Linked DNA regions of Homo sapiens: region 2 is linked to region 1. The links are chromatin loops, found by intact Hi-C in ENCODE. Cell type or tissue: dorsolateral prefrontal cortex. All regions are shown on one strand. Each heading gives the region's core, and the rest is flanking DNA. Links, peaks and the distances in the headings are about the cores only. Region 1 has its middle 59 kb from the start of CRAT37. Region 2 has its middle 34 kb from the start of VPS33B-DT.

Region 1 (7,522 bases), core at 1,287-6,286:
GCACAGAGGCTTTAGAGTCAGACAAACTTGAGCTTCCATTTTCCAATTACTTGACCTTGAACAGAGCATTTTACCTCTCTGACCTGTAAGTTCTTTGTGTAAAAAGTGAGAATGGTTATGAATAACCTAAAATACATTGTGTATATTAAATGTGATAATGTGCGTAAAGCCCCTCACAGACAGCCCTCGTTATTATGGCCATCATTTGATATATACAGTAGTCTTTGCAGCAAGGACCAGAGAAAATCTTATGAGGGTGCCCCCACAGTGGCCTCCAGTCTAGAGATAGTCCCAGGGATGGCTCAGTTGGATGAGTTGCTTAAAAGGATGGCTAAAGAGCAGCATGTGGTGGTAGGAAGAAGCAAAGAAACAGAGCCTGACAGAGCAGCAGGGCCGTAAGCAGGAAGCCAGGAGGAATGAGAGCACATGGAAAGTGTTTTTCAAAAGCTTTGAGGCCAGCAGATTGGGACTGGAGCTAAGAATAATGCCAGAGTGTTGGGAGGGGTAGGGTGTGAGTGGCTTCTCTGCAGTGCAGGCTTGGTGTTATAGCGATAAGTTGGAAGGCTTAATTCATCTGCACAGTATCAGGGAGCAGGGGCAAAGTATTCCCCATCAAATTCCATGATTGCCTCAAATAGGTTCACGGAAAAAAATCACCCATAGAGAATAAACAGAAAAAAGGAATATAGTGGGAAGTAGCTCCCACAATCTACAGGGGATGTTATATGGGAAACCAGTTTTGGTGTCAGGAAGAAATGCAAAAAATCTAGTAGTCCAGAGGCTGGGAGGAAACCTGCAACATATCCAGAAACAGCTGCTGATGCAATATAACATACAAGGTATGCTAAAATCTATGTGCCCCCACACAGGGTGGATAGAACCAATTCCCAACCCCGAGGGACTTTGGCATACATGGAATTTTACCTGCTCAGCACCCACCTCCCTTTAACTGGCTGTGAGCAAAGGGACCATATATCATGGGTCTAGAAAATAAACCACAAGTGACATTCCTGCCAAGGAGGCAAATAGAATGGAGCAATGCACACTAAAGTGTATCTCTGGATTTGTTCTTTCTCTCCCAGAGATTTTCAGTCTTGAAAAATCTCTCACTGACCCTGCTATCCACGCCTATTTCTCTTCTTCATTTTAAATGCTAAGCTTTCCCCAAAGCACAATTCTGATTCCTTAAGTGAAGCACTAAATCATTAAATACTTGATCTTAGTAAAGTAAAAACCATCATTTATTTTAAATGGTTCTTTCCATATTTCCATTTTCATCAATAACAGTCCATATATTTGTAGTATACAAATAGGTAGTACATTTGATATGCTAAGAAAGGACCTTAGTTGATCAAGGATTTAGTGGTCTTTACTTGGGGCACCTTCTCACCTTAATGCTTGTTGCCTTCTCTGTCTGCATAGTTTCAACTAATTATATACATATATATATGTATGTGTGTATATATATATACACACACAGGTGTACATATATATATAGGCTATCAGGTCCTACAAAGTCTTCCCTGACCTTACTGGGTAAAATTAAACTCCTTTTTGTTCTATATCTCATAAAACTTTATTTATTCATACCTATATTTTTTAACTAATCATATTTCTTTAATTATTTATTCACAAGTCTCTCTTTCAAACTATAAGAATTAAAGAAAGAGGAAAGAAGCACAAAAAGGTGGCTTGCCAGTCAGGACAGATTTATTTTAGAAAAAACAAACCTGAGAGGGGCTTCTGGCCGACTTAGGTGAGAGGCATGCTCTCTTACAGACTGAGTTTTTAGGGATTCGGGGTGGGAGAGTTTATCAGAAGCTTGGACTGCTTCTGTGTCTCTTTGTTGTGCTTATCTGGGAGGGAGAGTTGTGTGTCTGTTCCCATACATCTTTCTGCAGATGCAGGCATACCCCACCTGAGTCTGCTTTTAGCTTCCCTATCTTAGTGCACCTGAAGGGAAAGGAATGTGCTTATTAAGGCCCACTGTTTTACTGGGGCCCATTGTATGAAGGTGAAGTTTGGCAGTTACCCAAAAGACTTTCCCCCAACCTCTCTCTGTGCCCGAGCTGTCTTATCTGTGTTTTCCTGTCTACTCTTTCTGGCTGCTTGAAGAGAAGTGATTTCCTTGAAATGCATGAGGCTAGAAAGGGAGCTGGAACTTAAAAGTGGTGGTGTTTGTCGAAGATGACGATGCTCCTGGTCTATCACCAACTGAGCTCATGGAAAAACTGCATGCCATTAACTTTATGTTCCCAATACCTAGCAATAGTAGGTAGTCATCAAGCGGTTACTGAACGGGTTCATGCATGCAGGCCAAAACTCAAGCAATCCAGAAATTCATTTTCTCTAAACTCACCAAATTATGATCAAGTGAAGGCAAAAAAAGAGAATTATAGACAAACCAACCAGAGAGCCCCTTTAATTTGATAAATCAAGCACAATCACAGTAGACCTAACTTCAGTTGACTCTGTATCTTGCATGTCATTTATGTAATAAGAATCTATATATCATTTCTGCTCAAGCATCCATCTGGTGCATCATTTGTAAGCATAGAGATGCTGAAATATTATTCTGGTCTGCAGAGAAAAGTCACTGAGCATAGATATACTTGTAGGGGAAATTCAAATGTCTGGTATGAGTCAATTGACAAAGACCATCTGCTTCCCAGACCAACAGAGAGGGTCCAATACAGAAACACAAAAAGGAAGAAAGATAAGGCAGACACATCAAATGAGCCCACACATTAGGAAACCCAAACTAATATAAATTTATGAAACAAAAGTGCTGGCCAGGTGCAGTGGCTCACGCCTGTAATCCCAGAACTTTGGGAGGCCGAGGCGGGTGGATCGCCTGAGGTCAGGAGTTCGAGACCAGCCTGGTCAACATGGTGAAACCCCATCTCTACTAAAAAATACAAAAAAAAATTAGCCAGGCGTGGTGGCGGGCACCTGTAATTCCAGCTACTCGGGAGACTGAGGCAGGAGAATCGCTTGAACCCAGGAGGCAGAGGTTGCAGTGAGCTGAGATCATGCCATTGCACTCCAGCCTGGGTGACCAGAGCGAAACTCTATCTCAAAACAAAACAAAACAAAACAAAAGTGCCTTCACTTACTTGCATTTAGAAGTATTACCAAATTCTCTAGGAAAGTTTAGATGATTGAAAATGAATACCATAGATTTTTCTTGGTTTCTGTGTGTCCCCAGATTCTCCAAGTTGTCTAACCAAGACAGTTGTGAACAACCCAGGCTCCTGTGTCAGCCCAGGTTCTGCCTGTGTGTGACAGGAAGGAAAGCCTATTGACTTCTCTCACCCTCAGTCTCCTGACCTCAAGGTTAAGGTGCGACCATTTTAAGGGGTTACTTTGTGAAACTTGAAAGAAAGAGAGCAAGGTAAAGGCAGAAACAAAGTGTGTTGTTCAACATTCATGCCACTGCCTAACATATTCCTGAGACCCAGCAGCCAAGGGGCAAGTCTGAGGGAAAGAGTCACTGAATTGGCACAGTTGAAAATGGTGAAAGACCAACGAAATGAGAGCACCCTCATCTGGGCATCATCTTGTTGGAGGGTAAAAAAAGAAAAAAGTTGTAGAGAAAATACAGTGATGAGAACAATTCCCCACTTCAAGCACCAGATGGTACCATTGACCCAGAGCATCCAAACTTAGAATCTGGTAAGAAGGGAGAAAGAGTTGCCCTGAGTGAATCAGAGTGGGAATGTATTTTGGTATCTGGAAATTTACATGAATAGGCTATCTGTAAGTTGCATTTTTTGTTATTTCTTTTTTCAACTTGGGGAAAGACTCTTGGGAATATTGCAGTGGTGCTTGAGACAGAGAGAAAGACCACACCTCTCCAGGAAAAACAAATATTTCTGAAGCAGTGTAACTGAATAGTTTGTAGCCCAGAGAACTTTATCTGCACGAAGAGTGGCTGGCATTTTACCTCCTGGCAAAAGACTACCTGCTTTTCCAAAAAGAGAAATGGTGGCCGATTTGGTCTGCCAAATCTGGACCATAAAATTGGAAACACTGGACCAAGCGTCAAAATTCAAGTGACCTTTTTTACTAATACCTAAAGTGACTCCATTAACATACAGTTTTAAATAGAAAACTCAAAGAGTTGACTCATACTATGTAACTACATTTAGAAGGAGTTGACAGAAGTACAGTAACAGATCATATATTCAGAAAATTGCAATACACTAATATAACCTCAGTATGCAGTGGTCTGGAAAACAATCTTAGTTCAATGATTCATCATCACTTAGTTGCTAAATAACTAACAAAAGGAGGTGAGGAGGAATTGAGCTGTAACATTTTTCTGTTTCCCACATAGGATAGGAGCAGAAGTAACAGGCAGTGAATTTGCAGTATTAAGGTAAGCTGCCCCTGTGTTAATATCTACAGATCTAATCGAGGCTCCAGCTGATTTAGGAGTGAAGAAGAAATCACTTAGGCAGACAGTAAGGGTATGGGAATCCTCAGTAACGCTATTCTTTTTAATGAAAAGCAGCCCCAAATCATTTTCTAACAAAGAGCAGCCCGTAAAGTCGAGCTGCAGACATAGACAAGCAAGCTGGGAGCTTGCATGGGTGAATGCCAGCAGGAACTAAGAACTAGACATGTTCAAGATGGTGGCTCCATCTTCCCTTTGTCAACCACGTGTACAGTAAGAGGCAGACAAGATGTCCCCAATCAACTGGAAAGCCCATTTGTGTAATAAGATTAGGGTGGGGTGAACAGGCTTCCCCGTGCACTATGTAAACGTCATTGGACCAATCTGTGAGCCCTACGTAAATCAGACACCGCCTCCTCAAACCTGACTATAAAATTCAGCATATCCACCACCCACTGGTCCTTTCTGCTCGGAGAACCCATTGTCTATAGAGAAAGCTATTTCTCCTTCTCTTATCTTCTGCCTATTAAACCTCCACTCCTAAACTCATGTGTGTCTGTGCTCTAAATTTTCCTGTCACCTGACAATGAACCCCAGGGCATATACCCCAGACAATGTAGCCGCTTCACAGCTACTCAGGTCTCCCAACCATCTTCTCCCTCTATGTTTGAAAGTAACTTTCAAAATTGAGTTATAATTTTAGGAAAGTTAATAAATAAAATGTATCATAAAATTACCAAATCTTAGAAGCCTGATGAGTTTTTAAGTAAAATGTCCAGTCGTGTGACCACCAGACAGATAAAGACTAGAATAGTTCTCTTCTATATCTTTACAGACACAGGCTCCCTACACTCCACACCTAGTCAGCATCCTGCCCCTGAAGTTAACGACCATTCTGACTTCCATCACCATAGTTTTGACTGTATTTGAGAATCATACACGGAATCATACGCTATGTGATGTTTTATCTCTGACTCATTTCACTCCACATAGTTGTGAGATTCATCCATGTTATTATGTTTATCAGTAGGTTTTTTACATTGCTGTGTGTAGTTGTACTGTATAAATACAACACAACTTATTTCTCTATTACAGTTTTGATGGAAAGTTGGGTTACTTCCATATGTAGACAATTATGGCCTGGGGGCAGTGGCTCATGTCTGTGATCCCAATGTTTTAGGAAGCCAATGCAGGCAGATCACTAGAGCCCAGGAGTTTGAGACCAGCCTGGGCGATATCGTGAAACCCTGTCCCTACAAAAAATATAAAAATTAGCTGGGCATGATTGGGAGGCTGAGGTGGGAGGGTCACTTAAACCCAGGAGGTCAAGGCCGCAGTGAGCCATGATCGTACCACTGCACTCCAGCCTCAGAGACACAGTGAGACCCTGTCTCAAAATGTTTTTAGACAGTTACGAATAAAGCTTCTCTCATCATCCTTGAACATGTCTTTTAGTGAACGTTAAGTATTCGTTTCTGCTGAGTAGGACTGTTGGGTCATAGCGTAGAAATGTATTCAGCTTTGATAGGTGCTGAAAAACAGTTTTGTAAAGTGGTTGTAGCAATTAAATACTCCCTCTGATAGTATGAGTGAGTTCCAGTTGTTTAGAGTCTCACCAACACCAGGTATCAACAGCTTTTTGATGTTAGCCTTTCTAGTAGAAAGACTAACATTTCTGATAATGTGATGTTATCACACTGTGGTTTTAGTATCTGTTTTTACTAATCACTAACAATGTTGAACATCTCTCTATGTATTGAGGGGGTGGGATTCAGATATGTTACCTTGAGAAGTCTATTCAAGCCTTTTACCCATTTTAGGGGCTATCTTTTTATAATTGATTTGTAGGAGTTTTAAAAAATATATTCTGGATATGGGTCCTGTTTTGGATGTATTTATCACAAGCATCTTCTCTGGGAATTGCCAATTCACTCCAGTAATAGTGCCTTTTAATAAATTTTAAAGAAATCTCTATCAATATTTTCTTTTATGGTTAGCGCATCTCATGCCCTGTTTAAAACTTTTTTGCTTATTCCAGTATCATGAAACTATTTTCCCTTGTTTGCTTCTAAAGCGTAATTGCTTTAGGTCACAATCTATACTCCACCTTAAAATATTTTTCTCTGTGGTAAATGTAAGAATCAAAGTTCACTTTTTAAATACAGGTATCAAATCAACATCAACTTAGCATAAACCATTGAGAAGATTCTGTGTTCCTCACTAAGCCTAGTATGGTGAGCCATTTAGTCCAAAATATATTTTTAGTTTTATTTTAAAGCTTCTACTCTTTTTAATCATGAATTCATTTTGAATTTTATACTTTTTCTATATCTATTTACATAGTCATGTGGTTTTAATTTTTATTAAGTTATAATAAATTATATTTTTTGATTTTCAAATACTAAAGCAAGCTTACTGTGATACAGGAAAAATCTATACCAATACTCTTTTTCTCTATACCAACATTCAATACTTCTGTGACCAGGTGTGTGGGTTTTCTCCCACACTGACCAATTTTCCAATGCCAGCGGGGTGCCCTGCAACTCAGTTCAATTATAACACTAACCAAAGTTAGTAGACAACCTAGAGGTTTGGGGCTCAGTCCCGCAAGACTGTCACCAGCTTTGGGTATCAATTGCCAGTAGTAGGTTCCCAGTGTTAAATCAAGTTTAGCCCAAAGCTGCCTCCTTACATATTCTAAGTTTGGCCTAAAGGTTTCTCTGTACATTGTGACCTATAACAAGTGGAGGTGTAAACAGATTGTAGCCTACTCTTGTGCTAATCACCACGTTTTGGCCAATCAAATGTGCCCAACTGTTTGAACCATGTTTAAATAAGGCAAACACAGAGCTATACCCAATCCCGTTTCTGTACCTCTCTTCTGTTTTCTGTCCATCACTTTCCCTTTTCTGTCCATAAATCTTCTTCCACCATGTGGCTGAGCTGGAGTCCCTGGGCCTACTCTGGCTTGGGAGGCTATCCAATTCGCAAATCATGCATTGCTCAATTAATCGCTTTTAATTTTAATTCAGCTGAAGTTTTTCTTTCATCATCAGCTTACTCACAATTTCTGTCTAATTCGCTACAAATCAGAGGTTCCCATAACCCCTTTCTCTGCTTTAC
Region 2 (7,522 bases), core at 1,338-6,337, 470 kb after region 1:
AGACACATTTCTAATATGCTACATCTTACAGTGCTGCTCAAAGGAGGAAAGAGCTAGCCAGGCTTATCAGACAAAAACATAAGAAAATAAATAGAAAATAAGCTTGGCGTGATATTTTGAGGAAATCTCACAGAAGCCTTCATAAGTTCAGCTCATAATGTCTGTGACATATTTCTGTTGCTCAGAAGCCTATTTTATTTTCTATACGTTTGTACTTCTGAAGAGGGAAAGTTCTCAGATAAGTGACAATATAAAACAAAATTTGCTACATCTGCCACGATGGTGACCCCCTGTGTTCCTATCATGTCACTCAAATAGCCAGTCTGAGAAGCAAAATATTACCTACAAATCTCCACTTTTCCTACAACAGATACATTCTACAACATTTCCATTCTACTTGAATCAATACTTCTGTTGATAAAAATATATAGATACTGGTTAAAATATCACTGTAAAGTTGATTCCTTCTCATGTTTTCCATCCCATGAGACTACGTGAGATAGTACTGCATTGATTCTTCTTTGCACAGATACCTTTACCTGATCAAATTCTGACTTTTGAATAGACTTGCTCAGAGAATGTCCGTGAGGCAAACAGCGTGATGGTCTCCATCATTTAGAACTTGCTGCCAATGTGCATGTTCAGCTACTGATAGCAGCATGCTGGAAGAATTTATTTCTCTCTCATAAGAACTTGGTCGATTTTTTCCTGCTCTTAAGATATCATCTTGTCAAAAAAATGAAACCACTCGGAGTCATTCATACACGCAGTTGTTTGCATTATTTGGTCATCCAGGGTTGCTGATTGGGAAAAAAAAAATCCTTATCAATGGTACAGATGGAATTGCTGGGTCATAGGATGCCTCCATTTTCAACTCTAAGATATGATGCCAGTGTGTTCTCTCAATGGCTAAACCAATTAAAAATTCCACCAGCAGCATATTAAAAGTATAGCTACTTCTCACACAAATGGGTGTCCAATTACACTAACAATATTTGGAAACATATATTACATTTGCGTTACTACAATCCATTGAGGAATTTTACCTTTTTAAAGAATTTGTTGACAGATAGATATGCTTCTGCCTGCTCTCTGACCAACCTGCTGAGGAGATACTGGGTCTGGAGATAGTTTGCTTGTGCAAATACAAACAGGAAGCTCCAGAACGCCTGATCTGAATCTCGACCTTCTCTCTGAGTGGACTCCAAATGACCTCTCTTTCTTGCCATTTTCACTGCTGAAGTTGGAAAGTGACTTTGAGGACATTAAAAATTACATTTTTCCAGAATCGTTGATTTGAGTCATGAGTATACCCGTGTAGAAACGATTGGCTGACCATCAAAGATAACTGATCCCTTCCACCGTGCACAGTCGTTGTGGGAAGGGGCTGCCCAGCCCCAGTTCTAGGCAGGACTAGCTCTCACCAAGGGAATGATGCTGTGCTGTTGTCTCCTGCAGGTCAAAATGACTAAGAAACATACGTGTCTTCCACACAGTCACTCTCCCTGACCCATCTGCTGAATGAAAATAACTCTGGGAACTTAGCAGAGGGCAGAGCCACAGGATGAAGGCACCTGGGCTCTGAGTAGCCAATCAGTATGGACCAGGAAACTAAGAGAGAAATATGTTTGTTCGTGTTAATCCTTGAGAAGTGGTGTTAATCTACTATAGCAGCTAACATCACCCAATTAATACAGAAAACATATGCAGCTAAAATAGACTTGAATATATATTTGGAAAAATTTGAATTCTTCCCTTCCATAAAGAAGTATACATATTTGCAGTTCCCAAGTTCACAGATGCAGGATCCAAGGGTCAAGTGTCTTCAAAAGCCAACAGCTTTGAATTTGCTCTTAACCCCTCTTGGACATAGGCTTCTGCGCCATAAAGGCAGTAAAGTCACTGGCCCAGTGCTCAGTACCAGTTGATATTCATTAAATGTCAATTTCCTTCATCTCTTCAGTTTTTAATCTCTAACTAAATAGAGAGATGCTGCTCAGACGCTCTACATTGTGGAGGCATAATCAAATATAAACCACTTGATCAAAAGTAAAAACAGAAGAAGGAAGCCTACATGAAAAGAAAGCACAGAAATCTTTCTTGGCCACAAGTACATAGAAACACCATTTGCTCTTGCCTGATTCTGCTGTTGTCCTTAGTGTATGGTTACTGTTAGACCTTGATACTGGTGTTTTCTTTTGTTTTGTTTTGTGTTGTTTTGTTTTGTTTTGTTCGAGACAGGGTCTTGCCTGTCACTCAGGCTAGAGTGCAGTGGCACAATCTCAGCTCACTGCAGCCTCGACATGCCAGGCTTCAAGCGCTCCTCCTGCCTCAGCCTCCTGAGTAGCTGAGATTACAGGCACACACTACCATGCCCAGCTAGTTTTTTTATTTTTTGTAGAGATGGGGTCCCACTGTGTTGCCCAGGCTGTTCTCAAACTTCTGGGCTCAAGCAATCCTCCCACCTCAGCCTCCCAACGTGCTGGGATTACAGGCGTGAGCCACTATGCCTGTTCCTTGAAATTGTTTTGATCTCTTCAGAAATCATTTTAAGGAAGCAAAGGCCAGCTCACAATATGCTTTTATATTACCTTATCAATTTTGTTTTGTGCTGATTTAAAAGATAATTTTGTCCCAGCTACTATGGAGGCTGAGGTAGGAGAATTGCTTGAACCTAAGAGGAGGAGTTTGCAGTGAGCCGAGATCGTGCCACTGCACTTCATCCAGCCTGGGTGACAGAGTGAGACTGCAGAAAGAAGGAAAAGAAAGGATAGGGAAGGGAACAGAAGGATAGGGAAGGGAAGGGAAAGATAGGGAAGAGAAGGGGAGGGGAGGGGAGGAGAGGAGAGGGGAAGGAAGAGGAGAAGAGAAAGAAAGGAAAGAAAGAAAGAGAAAGAAAGAAAGAAAGAAAGAAAGAAAGAAAGAAAGAAAGAAAGAAAGAAAGAAGGAAAGGAGGGAGGGAGGGAGAGAGAAAGAGAGAAAGAAAGAAAAAGAAAGAGAAAGAAAGAAAAGAAAGAGAGAGAAAGAAAGGAAGGAAGGAAGAAAGAAAGAATCTTTTAAAATTTGATTCTGGGTCATATATCACTAGAAAAAATAATTTTGATGATTTTTCAATTTTTCCAAAAGCAATACTGATAAAGACCCCACATTATCCCCCTACTTTTTTCTTTCAGTTGAAGCCTCTATTTCCAACCAACTTGCTGGCAGAATAGGGTGGTTTTTTAAATCTTTGTCATGTTTTCCTATATGTAAAACTAATTCATACACTTTGTAAAATACATTAAATTCAGACAATAGAGAAGTGCAAAAGAAAAAACAGGGAAATGGGATCATGTTATACATCTAGTTTGCCAATTTGTTTTCTCGATTAAACCATTTATCTTGGGTATCTCTTCATGCCCCTCCTTCCCATGGCAAACACCCTCAATGCATTTAAAGTCCTGAGATTTGGTTAAAAGGTGAAAGTGGACGAGTGATGTTTACGCCAACATTCCTTCAGCGCTGACAGCTAATTCCAGACCAGGTTTCATGAGTGTGGGCAGAAACATGCAGGTCCAAGGAACTCATCTGGGCAGAGATGTGCCCAGGGAGGTGTGAGTTTTCCAAGCTTTATTCAGAGCTGGTTCCCTACAAGGGCGTCTTTGTGGCAGGAACCTGCACGTGAATACTGCCAGAGAGGAGAATGCGAATTACTTGAGTATGACGGTAGCTGTCTGCATGGAGAGAAATCACTTATCATGGAGCTTCTGGATGTGTCAACTCAAAGCTCAGAGCAATTAAACAAGGAAGTGGGACTGAGTCTCAGACACGGGCGGGTACACCAGGGTGAGGATCCCTCCTGCACACACAATAGGCTTGCAGGTCTGTTTCCATCACAAGCCGTACTTAAATAAAAGTGATCTCTCCACAAGGCTGAGATGGGCTGTAGCAGCTGCTGCCGGATCTCTATATTCCACGCAGGTGCCTGCCTGGTTCCCTAAGATCCCTGGGCATTGTACCGGGAGGATGGCACCCAATGGCAAGATTGCCTGTTTCAACAGTGCCATCGTGTGTTAGGACAAGCAACAACAGCCAAAACTCTGGGACACCCTTGTCTTCCGGTTTTCTCTGCTGGAGGAGACAGCATCCAAGAATCAAGGAATATCCCTGAGGGAGGAGAGACGTTGGAGTTATCACAGAAGAAAGGATAGCAGGGGAAAAATACATTCTCACTACAAATGGTATGGGATAATAAAGTGAGCTAAGTTAAATATTAAGATAAATATGTGTCTCAAGGTGATGAATAATAAGAATAAAACGAGCTATCTTTTGTTATGTGCTCTCTATGACTCAGGCATATGAGATGCTTTGCTCATTGACTCTTCACAGCAGAACCTATTAGGCATTTATTTATTTTCCTTATTTGAGGAAACTGAAGATCAGAAACATTAAGGAACTTGCCCAAGTTCCACTTGCAAAGTCATGGTAAAGTGGCCGCTCAAATGTAAAACTGTCTACTCTCAAATCCAGGTTCTTTTCATGATTCCAGAGAATATGGGGGAAATAAAGGAATGAATGTCCGCAGAAGGGAAGGGTCCCTCATTACACTCTCTGGCCCATGTAGGTGTGGAGGGGTCAGGAAAGATCTGAGATTCCTCAAACCCAAGGATAGCATTCCTACCAATTGAGAATTCCAGGTTCCAACATCACCATCTCCAGCCTAAACCTTACAAAATATCTACTCGTTTTCACCTCCAATTTTTTATTATATGTGTTAAAAAAAAATTATGGCAAAGTGTGTCCATCGAGAATATCCTTCTTGTTAAATGTCACACTGATTTCCTGGGCATAATGCCGATCTTGGTTTAATTGATCTTTGTTAATGAAGACAGAGCCTTGTAAAGTACAGTAGTTACATTAAATTGATGTGACCTATCCATCTGCTACTAGCACAAATGTTTGTGACAATAGAAAGAGTTGTCAGAGAGGAAACATCCCAGGGTTTTATTACCGCAGCTAACAACCCAACATAACTCAATGCAAATAAGTCTCATCCTGCCGTTCTGTCTTACTGCTGCTGACATTTTGGTCCCCAGGAGCTTTGATGGGACTGAGGGTATACTAATCTGGGATGATTTGGTTGCAAGGAAGGAAAACACACTAAACTAGTTAATGGGAAATTGTGGGTTTTCTCTGAAAGAATCTTTTGTCAATTTTCCTCCATGGAAACCTTATGGACTCAGAAAGCACCAGGTGTCCAAAAATTCTGTTACAAAGCAAAATGTTAATTAAATCAGACGTCTCTGTGTAAAAGCTAAGATGTAGCTGACAAAAATCAGCTGTTGGAATTTCCTGATGGAAATCAGCTGTTGGAATTTCCTGATGAAATCAGGAAAGTGGTGAGTGGAGGTGGAAGGAAGAGGAGTGAAAATAAACTTATGATACAAAATGGGGAGAGAAGAGATACCATCAATAATTAATGGAATGAGAAAGGTCAAACTGGTAACAACTGAGGAACAAAAATGATGATATAACTGGAGAAGGAAGAGGGGGGCTGGGAAGGTAGATTGTGGTATGTATTGGTTAGCTACTGCTGCATCACAAAGTACCCAAAAATTCAGTGGCTTGATACAACAGTCATTTATGATTGTTCATCCATCTGCAGACATACTATAATTCAACTGATCTACGCTGGGTCTGGCCAGATTGCTTTGCTTCTGTATATGAGTCTATAAGTGACTGGGATGGTGTTGCCCTACATTTTCTATGCTCCTCCCAAGACCAGCAGGCTAGCCAGATGATGACAGAGGTACAACAGAACAGACCCTACTGCACAAGCACTTTTCTTTTTTCTCTCTCTCTTTTGTTTTTGAGACAGGGTCTCACTCTTTCACACAGTTGCCCAGGCTGGAGTGCAGCGGCGCAATCATGGCTCACTGCAACCTCTGCCTTTCGGGTCCAGGTGATTCTCCTGCCTCAGCCTCCCAAGTAGCTGGGATTACAGGCATGTGCCACCATGCCCGGCTAATTTTTATATGTTTAGTAGAGACAGGGTTTCACCATGTTGGCCAGGCTGGCCTTGAACTCCTTGTCTCAAGTGATCCACCTGCCTCGGCCTTCCAAAGTGCTAGGATTACAGGCATGAGCCACCGCACCTGGCCCACAAGCACTTTTCTAACCCCTACTTACATCATACCTGAGAACATCCCATTATCTAAAGCATATCACGTGGCTAAGCCCAAAGTCAAAATCTGGGGATACACAAGTGGGCAGGGCTGCAAAGTCACATGGCAGTGGGCCTGGGGTTAGGGAGGGGTGAAGGCTTGGAACCAGTTGGAGCAGGAAAGGTGGGTGGTGGTACAGGTGAACTAAATTCTCATCAACCACAGCAGAAACCAGTAGATAAAGCCCTACAGGGTTGGTGGTGTAGTAGTACAACTTTACTACTTAGAGAAGCTAATTAACACTCAGAGTCAGAGGACTAAAAATTGAAACAGAGGTGTTTCCTTCTGAAGAGCAGTACTAAGACTAGGAGGGGGAAGTTAAGGTTTATAAACCTTTTATTTGTTTGACTTTTTTTAACTGTATATAATTATTAAAATTTGGTGATTTTTTTGTGTGTGTTTTTTTGTTTTTGTTTTTGTTTAGACAGAGTTTCACTCTGTCGCCCAGGCTGGAGTGCAGTGGCACGGTCTCGGCTCACTGCAACCTCCACCTGCTGGGTTCAAGCGATTCTCCTTACCTCAGCATCCCGATTAGCTGTGATTACAGGCGTGCACCACTATACCCGGCTAATTTTTGTATTTTTAGTAGAGACAGGGTTTCACCATGTTGGCCAGTCTGGTCTTGAAGTCCTGGCTTCAAGTGATCTGCCTGTCTCAGCCTCCCAAAGTGCTGGGATTATAGGGGTGAACAACCACGCCCGGCCATTAAAGATGTTGTTTAAATTAACTTAAAATTTGAAAACAGACACTGTTCACTATGTACAATACAGCAGATCAAAGACAAAGCACAATCTTCTCCCTCAAGGGGTTCACAGTCTCATGAGGAAGATGGACTCTAAACAAAAGCAGCAACACTGCACCTGAAGAGAACACAGTGGACCCGCAGTGAAAAGGAGACGGGCACTCAGTCACTAGGGATTGGTCAGGGAAGACAACAGAGACAGGGACATTTGAACTGAGTCTTACAGTCCAGGAGTCTGAGAACAGACTCTTTACCCTGCCCAAAATCTTTAGAAATGGAGAACCATTTATTTAAGCCTATAGCTATCCTAGAAAGGAAAAAGGAGTGCCCTTGGTGGGTGAGTGTATTAATCGGTTCTCACACTGTGATAAAGAAATACCTGAGTCTGGGTAATTTATAAAGAAAAGAGGTTTAATTGGTTCGTGGTTCTGCAGGCTGTACAGCAAGCATACTGGCTTCTGTTTCTGGGAAGGCTTCAGGAAGCTTCCAATCGTGGCGGAAGGTGAAGGGAGACAGAGGCACTTCAAACAGCCTCTGGAAGAACAGAGATGGGGTGGGGGACGGGGGTGCTACTTAC

Evidence for each region. Hi-C counts contacts between places; a loop is a spot of excess contacts. Peaks named below come from ENCODE experiments on the same cell type or tissue, not always from the same donor. Only the 100,000 strongest peaks of a DNase experiment are listed, where the experiment ranks them.
Region 2: it touches region 1 in a loop (2.9-fold over the local background); 7 of 110 quality-filtered maps call a loop at or near these places.

What each region holds. Positions count from the first base shown.
Region 1 is chr15:91,518,898-91,526,419 of GRCh38, reverse strand. No RefSeq gene overlaps it. Among named protein-coding and RNA genes, the nearest start is that of CRAT37, 59 kb to the right of the region's middle. In dorsolateral prefrontal cortex, for the core only: CTCF peaks have their summits at 3,410 and 3,614 (motif pointing right); no DNase peak of the experiment used is centred there; H3K27ac peaks cover 918 bases.
Region 2 is chr15:91,052,560-91,060,081 of GRCh38, reverse strand. No RefSeq gene overlaps it. Among named protein-coding and RNA genes, the nearest start is that of VPS33B-DT, 34 kb to the right of the region's middle. In dorsolateral prefrontal cortex, for the core only: CTCF peaks have their summits at 3,845 and 4,044; a DNase peak (open chromatin) is centred at 4,011; H3K4me3 peaks cover 773 bases; H3K27ac peaks cover 448 bases.